Linked DNA regions of Mus musculus: regions 2 and 3 are each linked to region 1. The links are chromatin loops, found by intact Hi-C in ENCODE. Cell type or tissue: left cerebral cortex. All regions are shown on one strand. Links, peaks and the distances in the headings refer to the core of each region. The heading gives the core; the rest is flanking DNA.

What was found. Peaks named below come from ENCODE experiments on the same cell type or tissue, not always from the same donor. Only the 100,000 strongest peaks of a DNase experiment are listed, where the experiment ranks them.
Region 2: it touches region 1 in a loop (3-fold over the local background); 14 of 42 quality-filtered maps call a loop at or near these places.
Region 3: it touches region 1 in a loop (8-fold over the local background); 28 of 42 quality-filtered maps call a loop at or near these places.

Annotation. Positions count from the first base shown.
Region 1 is chr7:30,430,073-30,433,988 of GRCm38, forward strand. It overlaps the pseudogene Gm30646. Among named protein-coding and RNA genes, the nearest start is that of Nfkbid, 8.8 kb to the left of the region's middle. In left cerebral cortex, for the core only: a CTCF peak has its summit at 1,981 (motif pointing left); a DNase peak (open chromatin) is centred at 1,938; H3K27ac peaks cover 651 bases.
Region 2 is chr7:30,345,587-30,349,502 of GRCm38, forward strand. It overlaps 4930479H17Rik (a long non-coding RNA gene), which reads right to left. Exons shown (of 3, transcript XR_881936.2): 2 at 1,759-2,279; 3 at 1,011-1,615. Among named protein-coding and RNA genes, the nearest start is that of 4930479H17Rik, 6.4 kb to the right of the region's middle. In left cerebral cortex, for the core only: a CTCF peak has its summit at 2,407 (motif pointing right); DNase peaks (open chromatin) are centred at 1,298 and 2,522; H3K27ac peaks cover 367 bases.
Region 3 is chr7:30,371,406-30,375,321 of GRCm38, forward strand. No RefSeq gene overlaps it. Among named protein-coding and RNA genes, the nearest start is that of Lrfn3, 11 kb to the left of the region's middle. In left cerebral cortex, for the core only: a CTCF peak has its summit at 2,248 (motif pointing right); a DNase peak (open chromatin) is centred at 2,291; H3K4me3 peaks cover 580 bases; H3K27ac peaks cover 979 bases.

The DNA.
Region 1 (3,916 bases), core at 612-3,111:
GGAAAGGCTTACACTTCCAAAGCACTGTCTATCATCTGAGGAAGTCAGGACAGGAACTCAAATAGGGCAGGAACCTGGAGGCGGGAGCTGATGCAAAGGCCATGGTGTTTGGGGCAGGGGTGCTGCTTGCTGGCTTGCTCAGCCTGCTTTCTTGTAGAACCCAGGACCACCCAAGGATGGTCCCATCCACAATGGGCTGGGCCCTTCCCCACCAATCACTAGTTAAGGAAATGCTCTTCAGGTTTCCCTGCAGCCCAAACTTTCCTTAGTCGAGACTCCCTCCTCTCAGTTACTCTAGCTGTGTCAAGTTGGCATAAAAACTCTCCAGCACAGTGAGTAAGGGCCCCAAGGGACAGTATCTTGAGAGGAAATAGCCCTGCTTGTGTAAGGCTTGCTGATACATTCCATCGACTAAAGTCACATGGCCAGGTTGGGTGTGGAGGTACAATCCTATTCTCCCAACTTTTGGGAGGCTGTGGCAGGAGGATCAGAAGTTCAGGAGGTTAGGAAAGGAAACTGGAAGGGGGTCAGGGGGGACAGAGATAGCAGGGCCAAGTGTTGTCTCTCATGGCAGCTGCCTCACACCAGTTTGTGTGGTCCTAGATGTGGTGACACTGTAGCAGATGGCTCATGAATTCATATGAATGTGCTGGACTTCATGTACAACTTACCTGCAATTAGGAATTCCCTGTACAGCCGGTGTGATATAGTTTAGGGAGCTATGCTCCGCCCCCCCCCCCACACACACACACAAAATCATTTTCAGTGTAAAAAGAAGGCTGTTTTAGGGGCATGAAGCATCAGGAGAACAATGGCAAGATATCTTAATGATGGTATCGCTTTAGAATTTAAATTTTAAAAATGTGAGTGAGAGAGTATGGGTGCCCATGGAGGCTGGAAGAGGGCATCTGAACCCCAGGAGCTGGAGTTACAGGTGGCTGTGAGTTGCCTAACATGGGTGTTTAGAACCAAACCGGAAGTCTTGTAGAAGAGCAAAAATTGCTCTTAACTTCTGAGCCATCTCTCCACCTCCTAATTACAGTATTTTAAAACTAATAGACAGGCCCAATGTGGTAGCACATGTCTTTGATTCTAGCACTCAGGAAACAAAGACAAGCAGATCTCTGTGAGTTCAAGGCCAGCCTGGACTACATAGTAAGACTCTGTCTCAGAAATAGCTAAATAGACAGATAGACAGACAGACAGGTGATAAAGACAGGGCTGGTGAAATGGCTCAGCCAGTAAAGGGGCTTGTCGCCAAGTTTGATGACTTTGAGTACCACAAACAGCAAGGAAGGAGAAAGCTGACTTTCTCATGCATACACACAGAGTAAAAAAAAAAAAAAAAAAAAAAAAAAAAAAAAAAGATCAAGCATTGCCATTAGAATGTAAAGTTAATAATTAATTAATTAGTTAGTTAGTTAGTTAGTTAATTAGAGACGGGGTCTTACTATGTAGCCTTGGCTGTCCTAGAACTATCTCTGTAGACCAGGCTGGCCTTGAATGCAAAGATCCACCTACCTCTGCCTCCCAAGTGCTGAGATCAAAACTGTGCACCACCACCCCCGACTTAAAATGTAAAGTTTATTAAATCCTGGATGATCATGAGTTTTCTCCATTCTGGCATTAGGAGAATGTGCATCTACCTGCTCTGAGTGTGATAAATGTACAACCACTGTCAGACGACAGTACAAACCTGGTGCTCTAATGGACTGGGAGGGTGTCCAACACTCACTCATTCACTTCACACTCTGTGTGTGTGTGTGTGTGTGTGTGTGTGTGTGTGTGTGTGTGTGTGTGTGTGTGTGTGATATGTGACCTGTGTTGATGTGGATATAGCAGAGGCTTATAAGCCTCTGCTAGCTTATAAGGCCTTTGGGAGAGTCAGAAATAGGTACTCCTCCCCTCCGCCCCCACCTCTCTCTAGGCCATCTGTCAGAAGATCGTGACTCACCAATGTTAGAGTTTGGTGCATGGCTGCCATCTGCTGGGAAGTTATGTTAGGAAGTGAACTCCAGCAAGCCAAGGAAAAGAAAAAGCCTTGGCCATGCACGCACCTTCCTTCCTTCCTTCCTTCCTTCCTTCCTTCCTTCCTTCCTTCCTTCCTTCCTCCCTCCCTCCCTCCCTCCCTCCTCCCCTCCCTCCTTCCATCCCTCTCTCCCTCCCTCCCTTCCTTCCTCAAATGGAGCAATTTTCTGGCACAGAGAGAGCACCATGAATGTTTGTTTCCAAAACATGGTTTGTTTTTTGTGTGTGTTAAGATAGGGTCTCATGACATCCAGGCTGTTATCAAACTCATTACATAGTAGAGAATGACATTGAACCTAAAGAAAACTTTCTTGGGTTCTGTGTAGCAGCAGCTGCGCCAGTCACGAGGGGCAGGCAGCGGCGGGGTCGACGACTAGTGGGGTGCAGTGCTTTCAGGTGTTCACGATAAATTTATCCCTCAATCCCAAGCCTTTTCTCGATGGACTGAAAAGCCAGTGATGGTGAAACTTAAGTGGGCATGGAGTCCAAGGGCTACCTGGTCTCCATTGATGGCTACATGAGCATGCAGCTAGCAAATACAGCAGACTACATAAGATGGGGCATTGTCTGGACATCTGGGTGAAGTTCTAATAAGGTGTAATAATGTCCTCTATATCAGAGGAGGATGAAGATGGGCAAATGAAAGATAACATCTTGGGTGATTTTATATATTTATATACAATAAAGATTTGGTTTTTTTTTTTTTTCAAAAAAAAAAGAAGAAAAGAAAACTTTCTTTGGGTTTAAAGAGACGGCTCAGCAGTTAAGACCACTGGCTGCTCTTGCAGAGGACCTGGGTTCATGACCCAGCACTCACACGGTGGACCATAGCTTTTATATGACTCCAGTTCCAGGGGATGCAGTGTTTTTTTTTTACCTCTGCTGGCTGGCAGCAGGCACAAATGTGGTCTGCACACAAACACGAAGGCCAAGGATGCATACAAGCAATATTCAAATAAATAAATCTTTTAAAATACTTATGTACTTATCTTGGGTGTCATGTACTCTGAATTGGCCTGGAAGTTGCTATGCAGCTGAGGTTGACTTTGAAATTCTTTCTTGTTTTGATGGAGATCGAGTCTCACCACAAAGCCCTGGCTGACCTTGAGCTATGTAGGCCTCCAACTTACATAGAACTCCTGCCTTTGCCTTCAAAGTGCTGGGACCAAAAGTGTGGGCCATCTTGAATGTCTTCTTGCTATTGCGTTTATGTATGTACGTATGTATGTATGAATGCATGCATGCATGTGTGTATGTATGCATGCATGTATTGTGTAGGTACTTATCTGTGTCCACCTGTGTTGAGGAGTTGGGGTGTTAAAAGCCACCTGATTCTGCTACATAGCTCTGGGGGAGAAAACGTCAGGCTGACGGGCAAGCATCTTTACCCACTGAGCTCTGTCCACCACTGACCTCGAACTTGTAATCTTCCACCTCTTGAGTGCTGGGATTGCAGGCAGGTGCCACCACGTCCACTTTATACAGCAAGGAAGACTGAGCTCAGGGCTTTGTGCATGCTTGGTGAGCACTGAGGGGCTGAGCTGTATTTCCTAGTCTCTCCCCAATGTTTAAAAATTCCCTGAACAAAAACCGGATAGCCCTGCTAACCAGATAGTAACAGCATGTGGAGAAGCCTGTCTTACCTTGGAATAGGTGACAGCATGACCCTGACATGTCACAGACGGAATGTGAGAGTTCACACGGTGCTGCTGGTATTAGGTGTCTTTCTGTGGGACACTGATACGGTATCACCGGGGACTGGGAATGTGGCCCAGTGGCAGAGTATACGACTAGCATAGATAGCTAGACCTTGCAAAGTCCGCTTAGGAGGCAAAAGAAAGAAGGTCTGGTGTGTTTGAGGCCAGCCTGGTTTACCAAGTGAGTTCTA
Region 2 (3,916 bases), core at 886-3,385, 84 kb before region 1:
AAGGATCTCTGTGAGTCTGAGGCCATCCTGCCTACAGAGACAGCTCTGGGAGAGCTAGGGCTACACAGAGAAACCCTGTCTAAAAAAAATATAGTATAAAATTTCACTTAAAAGTGGTGATCATCTGCTTCCTCTGTAAAGGTGGAGAACACCACCAACTCACCATATATTTGTGGAATTCTTTAAGAGGAGAAGCCAGTGTGGTGGACACCCTTAATCCCAACACCGAAGAGCCAGAGTCCAGCAGACCTCTGTGAGTTCAAGGCCAGTGTGGTCCACAAAGCAAGGTCCAGAGCTACATAATGAGACCCTGTTTAGAACAAATATCTACTGTACTGTAGGCGTTGTTACTGTGGTCTGGAACTCAGTATATAGCCCAGGCTGCTTTAAGCTTAGAACAATCCTCCTGCCTCACCTCCTAAGTACTAGGATATAATCATGGATCACTGTACTGGGTTCTCCTTTTTAAAATGCTACCAATACATGGTGTGTTGGTGTGTTCTCCACTGTTACAGAGGAGGAAGTGGAAGGTCAGAGAGGGGAAGTGACTTATGAGAGCTCATCTAGTTTGGGTCAGGGTTCCAAGCTTGCTCCCCACTCCAGAGTACAGCTCGAAGATAATAATAGTTAGTAGTAGTAGTAGTAGTAGTAGTAGTAGTAGTAGTAATAATAATAATAATAATGGCAGTGGTGGTACATGCTTTTAATTCCAGCACTAGGGAGGCAGAGGCAGGTGGATCTCTGAATACGAGGCAAGTCTGGTCTACAGAGTAAGTTCTAAGACAGCCAGAGCCACACAGAGAAACCTGTCTCCAAAAATCAAATAAATAAATGAATAAATATAAATATTTTAAAATAATAAAAGTAGATACTTCGAGCCGGGTGGTGGTGGCGTACGCCTTTAATCCCAGCACTTGGGAGGCAGAGGCAGGCGGATTTCTGAGTTCGAGGCTGGCCTGGTCTACAAAGTGAGTTCCAGGACAGCCAGGGCTACACAGAGAAACCCTGTCTCGAAAAACCAACAACAACAACAACAACAAAAAAGTAGATACTTTGGTCCCAGAATTTGTGAGACAGGAAAATTTCTGTCTTCGTTGCTGAGAAACTATAGATTCTTTCCGAACACACTTTCACGTTTCTTTCATCACCATGGTTGAGAAAGAGCTCCTTAATTCCAAGGTTACCTGACAATCTCAAGCGGAGAAGCTGCGGCTATTCTGTTCAGCACCATGGCCAGCGCCCGACCGCATTTAGAGTCTGCGCAAAGCTTTGTGCTGCTTAGGCAAAGCGGCTCCTTTCCAATAGCCCCGGAGAATTTTGGTTACAAGCAGCCACCTGCTCTGAGTGTGGCTCTGGGCAATGATTTAGCGCCTTCGACCTCCAATTGGTTTCTCTATAAAACTGGGATAATAAAAAGACCTGCCTCCAGGTTGACTGTGAGGAATATATTACATAATGTGCATGCATACATTATATATAAAAGCACTTACCACTTAGCCCATAAAGCCTCACCTATTTATAGGCCTGTGACGCAGCAGTACCAAGGTGTGCACACACCACCATCACCACGCCCAGCCACTACTGCTGCCAAAGAGGTGGTCCAAAGCTTGCAGACCTGCCCAGCAAAAGGCAACTCGTAGGTGCCAAGGCTCTCCTGCTCAGTGGGTCCCGGGGACTCGAACTTAGGTCGTCAGGCTTAGCAACCAGTGAGATGAAGAGCCATCTCACCGGCTCTAATTTTAAATTTAATTCACCTACTTGATTTTGAGACAGGATGTTATGCTTGTCTCGCACATCACTATGAACTTCTGTGTGTCTGCTTCCACTTCCAGAGTGCTGAGAGAATAGGCAAGTACTGGGGATCAAACCCAGGGCTTTGTACATCCTAGGCAAGCACTCTATCAACTGGGTGCGCCCCACCTCCAGTCCCTCATGTAGGACTTATAAATCACTGTCAGGACTCTGGCGCTGCTGGCAGGCGGGGTGATTGCACTGGGGGATTTTGAGTAGAGAAGGGACATGATTCGAATTTTAAAAACGGTCTCGGGGCGGCTTCATGAGGAATAGAATGTAGTTTTGTAATTTTTCCCGACCCTGATCCTCAACAGGTCTTCTCGCTTCTCCAGGCCCTGGCGGTCCCTGCCACCCTTGAGCAGCAGTAGTTGGTACCCTTGTGTCTTGCTTGCTGACAAGAATGTCCAATCATCAGTGCCACCGGATGAATGGCATATCATGGGAACTTGATTGGTCACCCGCATTCTGCTCTACACCTGCCGTTCCTGGAAGGAAGGGTTCAAGATGTAAGAATACTGACAGGCAGGTTATGTGCAGCAGGAGGCCCATTACCCCAGAAAGCTGACTGCGAGTCGCCCGGCCGTAGCCGCGGCATCACCGCGAGCGCCCAGCAGGTGGCGCCGCGGCGTTGGGTCCAGGCAGGCTCGCCCACGTGGATTCCTCAGCAGCCCTCGGGCACTGGGCGCCGGCTCATTGGTACTGACAGTAGCACCACCATCGGGGCCCTTCGGGCGGTGGCAACACACACACACAGCCGGAAGTCGGGTTTCTCAGCGCCCCCGTTTTCCAAGAAAGCTGTGATTAAGCGGCGGCCCTAGAAACCCACAAACGCAGCTGTTGAGTCTGAGTGAACCCGGAGCGCAGAGGAGGGAACCAGAATAGTTGGGTAAATTGGGAGGCCATTCCGCCAGGTTTGAATCCCCACTGTCTTTTTCAAGCCATGGGAACTTGAACCATACACCTAACTTCTGTGGGCTCTGGTTCCCTCATCTCAAAAAGCTGCTACACACACACACACACACACACACACACACACTTCACAGAGCTGGGAGAGATGGCTTACTTTTTCTGGTCTGCCTGCCTTATTATGCTTCCAGAACCAGTTTGTCGTATCTACTGGCACAGTCTGTCAATAGATCTTGTCCTAACCAGCCAGAATCGCGTCCAAAGAAATTCCACTTTCACTGAGCCATGTCAGGCAGCCTTTCCACCCTTGGCTCTGAGGTCACCAGCCATCGTCTTTGTACATCCACATGTCTGTGGGAAATCCAGAGCATCAAGGTGTTCGAGCAGGTATGAAGGCAGCGATGACCGAGTATTAGAGGGCCTCTTGACCCTCTTCCCTGTGGGCACACTCCCAGAAATGGATAGGATAGGTAGGCTGGGGCTCTTGCCTATCGGGACCCAGGGGGAGCTGTGTATACTACAAGTCACTTGTGTACCATCTTTAAGCTTGGTCCTGGCCCTCATCACGCTCCCTGAAGCAGCAAGGGATGTGTGGCTCCAGTCTGACCTGTTACCATCAGGTTGGAATTGTGGGGTTAGAGACTAGAGGCAGATGGCGGAAGAGGGGGGGAAGAGGGATTGGTTGAGGAGGTGAGACATGTTGGAGATGAACAGGCACATGACGAGGGAATGTTGAGGAATTACAAGGAGGAGGGAGAGGAGGAAGAGGAGGATGTGAGGGAAGGGCAGAGAGGGACGAGTGGGGAGAGAGTCAGGAAGGAAGGGAAGGAGACTTGGTGGGGAAGGAGAGAAGGAGAGAGCTTATTTGAGAGACATTAGGACTAGAAAAGGGTCTTTGAGTATAGAGAACTGGTTTGATCGTGTTTGGAGGGAGCAGAGGCTCTATATTCCTGTAAACAGAAGAATGGGGCAAAGCGGTCAAGTGAGGAAGCCGACACCGGAAGAACATTCTAGAACAGAGGAACAGCCTCCATAGCCTGCTGAGGAGGAAGAAGCTTTTGGCTAGAAGTTCTGAGGCCCTAGGAAGGGTCGCAGTGGGAAGCCTGGGTTCCGAGGAAGGGAGTAGAGATCGCTGCTGCGTCTGAAAGAGGACCTGGAGACTTTAGGGAACGCCCAAGTTTAGGGAAGGAGACCTGGAGGCCTACCGTTTGGCCTG
Region 3 (3,916 bases), core at 886-3,385, 58 kb before region 1:
GAGTTAAATCTAGCTGCCCTGTCTACCATTATTAGGGACTGGGGTTTGAACTTGGGCCATCAGTCTTGCTCAACAAATGCTACCTGCTGCACCAATCTCACCAGTGCCATAATTTGTTTCTTTTATTTTTTTAGGTTTATTTATTTTATTTATATGAGTACGCTGTAGCTGTCTTCAGACACACTAGAAGAGGGCATTGGATACCATTACAGATGGTTGTGAGCCACCATGTGGGTGTTGGGAATTGAACTCAGGAGCTCTGGAAGAGCAGCTAGTGCTCTTGACCCCCGAGTCATCTCTTGAGCCCTCGTATTTTGTTTCTTACAAGTGTTCTGGTGTCCTCCATTTGGTGACTCACACACCACACTCATTCATATTGTGACCCTACTATATCCTGGGGCTCAGGATGATTGGTTTCACCTGGCAGGTGGGAGGGGGTAGGATGGAGAGTTGCTGGTTTCTTCAAGTTGTCCAGAGGGGATCTACTGTCCTCCTGCCCACATTTTACTGCAGAGAACTGGTCACACAGTTATCTGAGATACAAAAGGAGTTGAGACTGTTCCCAGCTCCCCCCCCCGCCCCCCCCACCCCAGCCACGGTCTATAAGCAGAGCATGAGGTACCACTAAACATCCCCAGACCCCAGTGGGCTGGGGAATCTCCCTTCATCTGCTAAATCAAGTCCTGCTCCAGGGAGAAGTTTCCAGTTCCACCCTCACTATCCATCTGCCTTTGGAGTACATGACCTCAAACTTGATCCCTTGGAGGACAAAGTGAGCCAGCCTTGACTTGTAGGTATGTTAGTTGCAGGTTTCCCAGCACTGTGACAAAACGCTGTACAGAAAGGACTTGAGGGGGAATGACTTATTTTGAGTCTTGGTTTCAGCGGGTCCAGTTCACCATGACAGAGAGGACAGATCAGAATAGCGCTTGTGGAAGGTGACCTGGAACAGGGGAATGCTGGGACCTTGGTTCTTTTTTATGGCCTCCTAGCCTGTGGAATGATGCTCTCAATTTGGGATAACTTGAATACCCGCCACTTCTCTCTGAAGATGCTTTTATGGACACACTCTGAAGTGTGTTTCACCAATCTCCCAGGGGCTTCCAAATGCAGTCAAGTTGATGATGGCGATTAGCCATTACTAGTCTTTAGGGTAACGCTGAGGGATGATGGTAAACAGGTACCACACTCCTCATAAGCATTCCATCAGGAAAGGCCTTCCTGTTGATGATAACAGTGATGGGCTTCAGGGACGTGATAAAAGCTGTATGGGATGAATCCACCTAGACCAAAAGAGAATCAGCTTCTAGGCAAAGGAGCGTCTGTGTACAGATCTGTGTGCTTATGGAATCATAATGACTCCAGCTCCCAACACAAACCACCGCTGATCCAACGCTAATCAGACATCTGATTTGTATGGATAGAACCTGTGTGGATTCATGTGCTAATTATAAATGTAGGTTGGTTGTAAACTTTGTCCTTGGGATGGGGCTAAGTCCTACATTTGGAAAGGAAGAGCATTGATAATCCCCAACTCAGAGATTCATAAGCTAATGGCCATTTTGAGTCAATTCGTGCCAATGACAACCTCAAGATAATTTAAAAATGGTCTGGGGAGATGGCTCAGTGAGTAAAGAACTTGCTATGCATGCATGTGGAGCTGAGTTCGGATTCTACTACACAGGTAATTCCAGGGCTAGGGAGACAGATACAGGGGGATCCTGCGCGCGTGCACACACACACACACCATAATTTTATTTTTAAATAGCTCAAAAGGACAGTAAGATATTCGTAGTCAAAAGGACACAGACTTTGAAGCCTGACAGCCTGGGTTCAAATCCCAGCTCTGTCACAGACGAGCTGAATGTCTCTGGCCTCTTCTCTAGACCTCAATTTCACTCCTGTAAAAGGGTTTGATAATAGCTCGAATGACCGTTGAGAGGATTAAATTAGCTAATACGTGTAAAGCTCTGAAGCAGTTCTTTGCCACATGAAAAGTGCTTATTCTGTAATAACCAACCATACAGCCAACAGTTGCTGTCCTGGTTTCATTTAATCCTCATACCGGGCTCTCCTCCAATTTCATTACTACAACCCTTTCTTGGCTCAGGTCTCGCAGCCTCATCTCTGTACTGGCTTCCCAGAGGTTCCTGGAGGACTCTGCATTCCCAACATTGTCCCCGCCCCTACTGCTGTCTTCTGAATTTTCAAACGTGGTCCTAACGGTCCTAACAACTAGCTGCCACCGGGAGGCAGCAACACACCATGGGGCTGCCGTGAGCGCGGCGCATTGTAGGACATGTAGTCTTGCTTATCAGATAAGTGTCGGCTCCCGCGTGGAGGAAGAACTACATTTCCCAGAAGGCATCACAGACACCCTCGGCCTCACCTTGTTCTGGTTTCGCCCCTTTAGTGCTCGCCTCACTAAATGCACAGAGCGGGTGAGGCATGGGATGTACGGGTATGGTTGGGGGATGTGGAGACTGAGCGAGCACCTTGCCCAAGAGGGTGGCGCTGCGCAAGAGGCCTGCTGATCCCACTGGACCTTAGCGGTAAAATTAGACCGGAGTACTGGTTTAGGAATCGCAGATGTCAAAATTGCTGATTAGTCTGGAGAGTCTAAGGCATTCCTTACTGGAGCAAATAAAGAGACCAGCATTTTGCACCATTGCAAATACCCCTTTAGCCAGCTTTCTCTCCTGTGTTTAAACTGTCCCATGTTGGCTAGGGAGTCTTTTCTCTGAGAGCCGTGGCTAAGTAAGAAAAACGAAAAACAAAACAAAAATCTTTCCTTTCTTTTCTTTTTCTTTCCAACCATGCCTCCCCACTTTAAAACCCTATTATGGTAATGTTTAGCTATTCACAAAAATAGAATTATATAACGATCCTCCAAGTTCCCATCTCCCAGCCTCAATTATTATCAACATATGGCCAATCTTGTTTTATTTATTCCGCCTCCCCCAACCAATTAGTTTAAAGCAAATCCCAGACAGCCTATAATTTCATCTATAAATACGTATCTCTAAAACACTGAGTTCTTAAAAAAAAAAGCCAGCACATATAAAACTAACAATATCTCTGATTGTTTTTATAAACTATCAATTCTTGGTTTGTTCAGATTATAATCCAGCCGGGCAGTGGTGGCACACACCTTTAATCCCAGCACTTGGGAGGCAGAGGTAGGTGGATTTCTGAGTTCGAGGCCAGCCGGGTCTACAGAGTGAGTTCCAGGATACACAGAGAAACCCTGTCTCGAAAAACCAAAACAACAACAACAGAACAAACAAAAAACCCCCCAGAGTCTGTACATTTTATTTGTTGGGAGTTTCTTTGTGTCTTTTATTCTATAAGTGTCCCCTCCCTCTCATCTGTGTCCAATTTGATGGGTTTCTTTTTTTGTTGTCCCCGCCCCCTCCAAGATAGAATTTCTTGGTGTAACAGCTCTGGCTGTCCTGAAGCTTGCTCTGTAGACCAGGCTGGCCTCAGACTCACAGAGATCCACTTGCTTCTGCCTCCCATGCTCTGGGATTAAAGGCCTGTTCTGACTCCGGAGCGCTGGCACTAAAGGTGTGTGCCACTGCCACCCAGCCTTTTTCTGTAATGTTAATAGTGTCAGTGTTGGCTTTGAGTCTTGTTAGCCTGGTTGTTATAAAACTACAGTGAGACTTTAGAAAGGAAACCTTTCCTGTTCCCCCTCCTTCTTTCCTTTTCGTTTTACAGAAACGAATGTCTTTGTGTGTGCATGCGTGTGTGCACATGTGCCAGGGTACACACGTGGATGCCAGAAGATAACCTCGGGAATTGGTCTTCACTTTCGACTTAGCTTGAAGTGACCTCTCTCTGGTTTGGGAGGTTAGGTTTGTTTGTTTTCTTTTTGCTAATGAGTATGCCAGACTAGATGGCATACTAGCTCCCA